Regions from separate parts of the Homo sapiens genome. Here region 2 is linked to region 1. Evidence: chromatin contacts called from ENCODE Hi-C data. All regions are on one chromosome and are shown on one strand. The core of a region is the stretch at or near the end of the contact, and the rest is flanking DNA. Distances in the headings are between cores, read along the strand shown. Region 1 holds the start of CCDC83 (coiled-coil domain containing 83). Region 2 holds the start of ME3 (malic enzyme 3).

Region 1 (3,602 bases), core at 539-3,038:
TCCACTATTGTCCTATGACCCTGCCAAATCCCCCTCTGCGAGAAACACCCAAGAATGATCAATAAAAAAAAAAAAAAAAAAGAAGAAAAGAAAAGGGCCCCAAAGTGACGTCAGCCCCATCTCAAATTCAAACCCCATAGTAAACGAACAAGATAGACCTTAACTACTGACTAATTCTCCAAAGCAAAAAGTCAGGAAAATAAAAAAATCTCGTTAAGCTGTAAAAAATAAAAATAAAAATAAAAATACATATCCAGGTACATACTCTTTCTTTCTTTGAGACAGAGGCTCGCTCTGTCACCCGTGCAGTGGCAGTCTCGGCTCACTGAGATCTCAGCCTTCCAGGCTCAAGCAATTCTTCGGCCTCCACCTCCGAAGTAGCTGGGACTACAGGCACTCACCACTATGCCTGGCTAATTTTTCGTAGAGATGGGGTTTCGCCATGTTGCCTACGCTGGTCTCAAACTCCTTACCGCAAGCAATCTGTCCACCTCGGCCTCCCAAACTGCTGAGATTACAGGCGTGAGGGATTGTAGGCGTGAGGGATTACAAGCATGAGCCACCGCGCCCTGCTATATTACTTATTTCTTAAACACCTGCAATTCATTAAAATACACCATGTATAAATTATAAATCATAATATTATCAAGAACTGTTATTTCTAAGTGCTGAATAAATGAATATTTCCACTCATTAAAAAAAAAAAAAGTTGTCCGTTCAAAGCCAGTGTCAAGTACCAAAAAAAGAAAATTATCTTGCGGCAGATAATGAGAAATAATGCAGGAGAGGAAAGAGGAACTTTAAAGGCTGTACGTGTAGGATTTTCTTTTTCTCTCTCGGAGGAAAGAACAGCAAAAAGCGAAGAGTGGGAAATGCTGGACTTAAATTCCTTTCTTTAGGTTTACGAACAAAAAAGGAAAGCGAGAAGAAAAACAGAATCAAGGACTTATACAGCAGGAAGTTGCCCTGTAAGCATTTAGTCCAGGGACCTGCCATTCTTATTAAGAGCTAAAACCAAAGAATTAGTGCACGAAAGTAGAAAGAAGACAAGCCGCCATTGTGGAAGGAGCGCAGCGGGACAGAGGCGCGCAGAAGCCTCACCAGACAACCAGGCCCCGTCCCCGTCCCCCGAACTGTGCGGAAAGCGCCACCGAGTCCAGGCGTCTCATTTTACAGCGGAAGACACAAACTCTGAGATCCAAATGACCTGCTCACGGTCACAGCACGAAGCCCGTGGGCCCTGTGTCTACAGTCACCAACTTCCAGGCTTGCGACTAAAGGGAGCCAACGAGCGCGTGAGCGTTTGAGACCAGCTGGCTGAGGGACGCCGAAAATCCCGCGCGGAGGAAGGCGGGAGAGCGCTACCGCTGCTACCAAGGCGGCGGCGCGGGCGCTCGGCCGGGACCCTTCCCTGCGTCGCCACCAGATGGCGCGCTCGGCCCGCCGTTCGCGGCTAAGCTAGGGCGGGTGGGGAGGGAGTAGGGAGGAGGACGTCGGTTGCCTTGGAAATGCAGGGCGCAGCAGCCGCTGCAGTGGAGCCGGTAGGCCTGGCCGGCGGGCTGAAAGGAAGTGCGAGCTGTCCGCCCAGGGCCGGGTATCCGCCCCTGCAGGCTGTGGAGGGGATGTCAGGAGACTGGCTGGCCTCTTTTCTTGGCCCCCGACTCCTTCCAGTCTGACACTGAAGACTTTATAAGCTTCCCCCCGACCACCCTCCACGGGCTCCACTCTCCACGGGCCTGGGCTTGCGCCGCTTCGAGATCAGCCTGGGGGTCGCGCCCTCCTGGTCTTGTCCACGAAGCGCCGTTCTTGGGCCGTTAGGAGCTGCTGGGAAGGGCTCTGATAGGCCCACTCCTCTTCTCCACCCAGGAGATGAGAAGGAGGGCAGGCCTTTTTAATCTGATCAGAATGTTAACCCATCTCTCCGCCTTGCGGTAGAACCCCTGGATACATTATTTGCCCTCTCGAAAGGCAGGCTCTGAATTTGATTCAGGTTTGTAACCTTCACGGTGCCCTCACACAGCCCCTAGCACACAGCAGACGCAGAGCAGACTAAGAATGCCTTCCATTCTTATGAGGCTTTATCACTTGACAGTTTTCCCAAAGCGTTTGGAGCCTCATAGCCCGGACAGCAACTAGGACAGATGGAGGAGGAAACAGGTCAGAGGTTCAGAGACTTGGCCTAGGTTATACAACTCTGTGCAGGAGCTGGGACTAAGCTCGGTCTTGCTTCTCTTAGTGCCTCTCTCACCAAATTCTGAGTCTAGTGAATGCTTTCTGAGGACCTCACATACTCTTGCATCCTTCTCAATACCAGCGCAATGCTCTTCCGCTGTAGGTACTTCATATGTGCTAAGTGTGTTATTGATGTCTTTTACCCTCATATCCCAATTCATAGATTGGTTTCAACTTCTTGCTCTGGATACTACAACATTCTTCTAAAGAAAACACTTGGTTTCTTTTATGAATTTGTCACATTTGTACAGTGCCATGTTGTTGCCTCACTCCCTTCCTTATCCCATAATTTTCTGCTGGGCAAGAGAGAGAGTTGAGGAAGTGATTAAGAGATGGGAAAAAGTGCCCTATCTAAGCCAAAAAAAAAAAAAAAAAAAGGAAAAGAAAGATTCCTGTGATGACAGAGGGGAAAAATAATGACTGGGTATTTATCAGTCTATGTGATAATTGCTCATGGATTGCCTTACAGCCACCTCCAGAAGATCCTCTTTAGACTCACTACTGCTATTTGAAGGTAGAAAGAAGCCTTTTTGTTCTCTACCATTATTATTGCATATTTTTCCCTTATCCTCATAATAATATTTTCATAGTTATTTTTCTTTTCTTTGTTGATAATTCTAAAACTGAAGGACAGTAAGAGTGGGAAAAAAATGTAGTTCTGGTTACTAGAGAAGTTAGTGTAATATACTGCAGTTCAAACTATTTGATATTAGCAACTCTGGATCAGAAGACGGACTAATTTTAAAGCTAAGACTCCAATATCTTTGGGTACTGCAGTAGAAAAATGTGCCATGACTAAAGGATTGGTGAAGAAAATACATGCTAATGTAATGTACATCATCAGTCGTCCAAGTGAAACTTGAAAATGTCACTCATCTAGATATTTTTAAATACCTTGATTTTAATATATGATTTTAACATATTTCCAAACCGGGCAAATTTTACATTTTAACACTAACAATTTTGGTCCCTATCATATATACATAATCAATATGAAAAGCGGTCTCAATTTTTAAAATTAATGTTTTAGGTGGTACTATTACCACTGAATGGCTTTAAATTAATTCAGGATTTTTAAAAACATTTACTGGAGACCATTTCTAATTAAGTTAAACATGTGTTCTGTGCAATCTCATTTGCAGTAGCCACAAAACGAATAAACTACCTGGGAACCCCCTGCCCAGTGCCATACCCCCAGTGCCTGTCCCCAGATCGAGGCTTGGGCCCCTTCAGCCATGTCTATCACAAGCACCACCAGCATGTCTGACAAACTGCCCTACAAAGTCACTGACATTGGCCTGGACTTCTGGGGATGCAAAGCCCTGGATATTGTGGAGAACCAGATGCCGGGCCTGACGTGCATGTGGGAG
Region 2 (3,602 bases), core at 338-2,837, 820 kb after region 1:
TAAACTCTATTCCCAAAAACAAATACAAAAGAGCTAGCGGTGGGTTGAACTCGACCAAAGCATTGGAGATCTGGATTCCAGTGGCAGAGCCAGAACTAACTAGCTGGTGACCTTGGGCAAGTTTCCTTTGTCTTGTTTTTTGTAAAAGAAGAGGTTTAAACTAGGATCTCTAATGCTCCTGCAAGCTCGAAAATTTCTATAAGTCTAGACTTTTCCATCCTTGCTCTCAAATTAATCTTTTTCTCAGAATAATAATCATAACCTTATTTATTCTCCCACTGGGTACCAGGCACTGTTCTAACGTACCCCCATTTTCTACCCGCATTTTCTCTTTAGATCTCACGACATTCCTAAGACAATTATATCTCTTTTACAGATAAGGAAACCTAGGCTCATGTAGGTTAAATGAACTGCCCAAGACCAATAAAATTAGTAAGCATCAAGGGGAGAGCTGACCGCAGGTCAGACTGACCGCGAGGATCTAAACCTGGTCTGTGTTGTTACTGCAGAAGAAATTAGGCTCCCTGCATTACTGGTCGCCTCTCTCCACGCATAAAAGGGAGAGGAGGGACAAGAAAGCCAAACCAAGTCACAACAAGCCCCTGCAAGGCAAAAACAGAAAAACCGCTGGAAGGGCGCCCGGGAGGATCCTTTCTGGGTCCAGGGGGCGGGGCGCAATTTTCCGGCAGCCACGGGATCGCAACGCGGGCCGTCCTGCCCTCTGGCCCATTACCTTGTTGAGATGAGGGTTCCTGGTGACATCGTATCCGCGCTTCTTCAGGGGCACAGGGCGCGCCGGGCCAGGCTTGGAGTGGCAGCCTTGGGCGGGCGCGGTGGGTGTCCAGCGCGGGAGGGCGCCGCAGGCCCGGCCCGGCCAGGGAGCCAGCCGCGTGCCTGTCCCCAGCGCGGCACCCATGGTCCTTGGCAGACCTGGCACGGGAGAGAAAGCAAGGTCAGGGCCTCCTTCCAGCCAGCCAGGACCCACGCGCGCTGCGGGGCACCGGGCCTGATCCGGGGACGCGCCCTCTGGGAGAGGGCAGGTGCTCCCAAAGGGTTAAATGTTCCAGCCCCCGCCACTCCTCGGCTGCCACCTGCTCGGCTCCGCGCGGGGCGCCAGGCCTAGCCAAGAGCCAGGCAAAGCGAAACCAAGCCCTGGAAGCAGATCCGGTGCGGGTGACAGCCGGCGCCACCCCTGCCCCCATCCCTGTGAAAAAGAGGCGACTGCGCGGCGAGGGGTCCCCGTACCCCTAATCCCGCGTGGTGGCTTGCCTCGGTCCTCTCCTTCCCTGGCCCACCTGCGCTGCTCGGGGAGCTGAGGTCTACGCGGTCCCGCTGCGGAGCAGGCGGGGTGAGGAGCTGCGGTCTGTGAGTCCTCTCCCGCCAATGGGTGGACCGCGCTGGCGGCCGCGAGCTCGCGGAGCTGGTGAGTTCCTCAAAGAGCGGTCCCACAACCTTTGTTCTCAGTGCCTGGCTTCCCCTGAGGACGCGCGTGGGGCGCCTCAGCACTGCGTGCACGTGGTTTTCCCCAGTGACAAGAAGCAGCTCAGAATGCCCGCCTGAGACTCTCCATCTTGGCAAGACTAAATGCACAGAGGGGGATTTGCGTTTGGGGGTCAGCATATCCTCGCACTCTCCCAACATTCGGGGAAGGGCGTGCCTTCAGGATTTGGAGTAGAAATCCTCAGGCATTCGGTGCTCAGTGTTGCCTTGTGCTGTCCAATATAATAGCCATTCGCCACGTGTGGCTATATAAACGTAAATAAATTAGTCTATATAGAATAAAATTTAACATCCAGTTCTGCAGTCACGCTAGCCACATTTCCAGTTCAAGAGCCACTTGTATGCAGATACAGAACATTTCTGTTTTTGCGGATACTTCTATTAAGCATCATTGACATAGGAGCCACAGTTACTAAGAGGACTTCTGAGGACCCCATGGAGTTTGCCATGGGTTATTGGGGCCAGACAGGGATCTTGGGGTCCATCTAGCCCCAAACTTAATTTTATACTTTCTCCACACAGTAGTCAGGAGATTCCTTTTAAAGCAAACACTTTGTTGTGTGTGGAATAAAATCCAAACTTTCAGGGCCTACAAGATTTCCCATAAACTGGCTCTTGCCAGCCTCTTCAGACTTATCCTACTCTACTCTTTCCTTCTCACTGATCTCTGGCCATACTTGATCCTTCCTGTGTCTTCACCCCACTTGGTTCCCTCCCACTGCAGGGCCTTTGCACTTGCTATTGCCTCTCCTTGGAAGGCTCATACTCCAGCCTTGCAAACCACTACTTCATTCCCACCTCTCAGTTCTCCACTAAGTTGTCAACTCGAAGGCCTTTCCTCTATCCCATTCAATGTCAGCCTGCACTAGGAACTATAGAGTGAAGGGGTTTTTCTCTTTAGAGAACTTAACACAGTCAGTAGCGCGCTTGTTTTTCTGATTGTTTACTGACTATCTCCTGTCTAGAATGTAAGCTTCATGAAGAGAGGCTCTTTGCCTGTGAACCTGTGTGTCCTCACTGCCTAGCTCACTGCCTGGTATGTAGTTGCACAATAAATAGTTGTTAGGTGAAGGGAAGTGGCAGCCACTTTCATAAGGATCGTGAACCCTTAGACTTACTGACAGACAGTTGGCACGGTCCTCTGCTGACACCCCTTCAAAGCTCCCGGTGCCAGCATTAGCCCCGTTGTAAGTACCAAGCAGACATCATGGCCCATAATGTGCTAAGGGGTGCTCCTGCCTGAGTTCAGGATTCCCTCATCCCTTCAGGAATAATCGTCTCCTCCTGCAGTCTCTCTCCTCCCTGTGTAATATCTAATTTTCAACTTGAATGATCTACGTAAAATAGTTATTTCCAAAACAGAATTACAATTACCTGGTAGGAAATAAGGATGGGGCAAAAATACAGCTTTCCAGGCCCCATCCATGAAGATTCTCATCCAGTAGGGTTTACATCCCTGAAGTCAGGTTTACTCTTGGACTGCATATTTACATAAGCTTATAAATGATCTTTTTTTCTGCCTTAAACCAGTTTGTGTCAGATGTGTGATTGTGTGCAACCAATAGTATTAACTAAATCCTTTCAACACTATTTTTATATTGGCACTTCTTCCCACCAGTCAACATCTTTGGGGGGCAGAGATCATGTGTGTTTCCATCTTTGGTATCTAGTGCATGCAAATATTTGGAAATTGATTGTTGAACCAGTTTGCCCTTGCTGAATACAATGACCTTTCCCTCCCCTGGAGGATATCTAATAGGTAACTTTAGTCATTTGAAACCAGGATGTAAACAACAAAGGTTTCCAAACAAGCGAACATAATTTTTATAGCATCAATTCACTAAAGCTTGTACAGTTTACATATAAAAGTCTCTTACATGTCCTCACCTGTGGCCTATATTCTCTTAACCCAGGCATAATTCTACAATGTTGTTTTGTGTGTGTGTTTGTTCTTTGGTGACAGGAAAGAAAAGGTTAAAGGCAGGTCCACCAGGAGCAGTGACAGAAGGCAGTAGCAAGAGGAGGTGGTGGCTTCTCAGTTCCATACAGTTGTCCAGGGACCCAGGTTTTCTCTTTTGCTGCCAGGCTCTTCTGTAGCTGTT

The links. A loop is a pair of places that touch in the nucleus more often than their neighbours do. Pooled maps may share reads with other maps.
Region 2: a loop to region 1 is called in a pooled map, with 6 times the contacts of the local background. The contact joins the promoter of ME3 here to the promoter of CCDC83 in region 1. A Hi-C loop is called at or near these places in 7 of 50 pooled maps.

Annotation. Positions count from the first base shown.
Region 1 is chr11:85,853,595-85,857,196 of GRCh38, forward strand. It overlaps CCDC83 (coiled-coil domain containing 83), which reads left to right and starts at 1,789. Exons shown (of 11, transcript NM_001286159.2): 1 at 1,789-1,990. It also overlaps a transcript of SYTL2 not described here and the pseudogene AHCYP6.
Region 2 is chr11:86,671,029-86,674,630 of GRCh38, forward strand. It overlaps ME3 (malic enzyme 3), which reads right to left and starts at 1,588. Exons shown (of 15, transcript NM_001161586.3): 1 at 1,296-1,588; 2 at 734-930. The coding sequence starts at 916.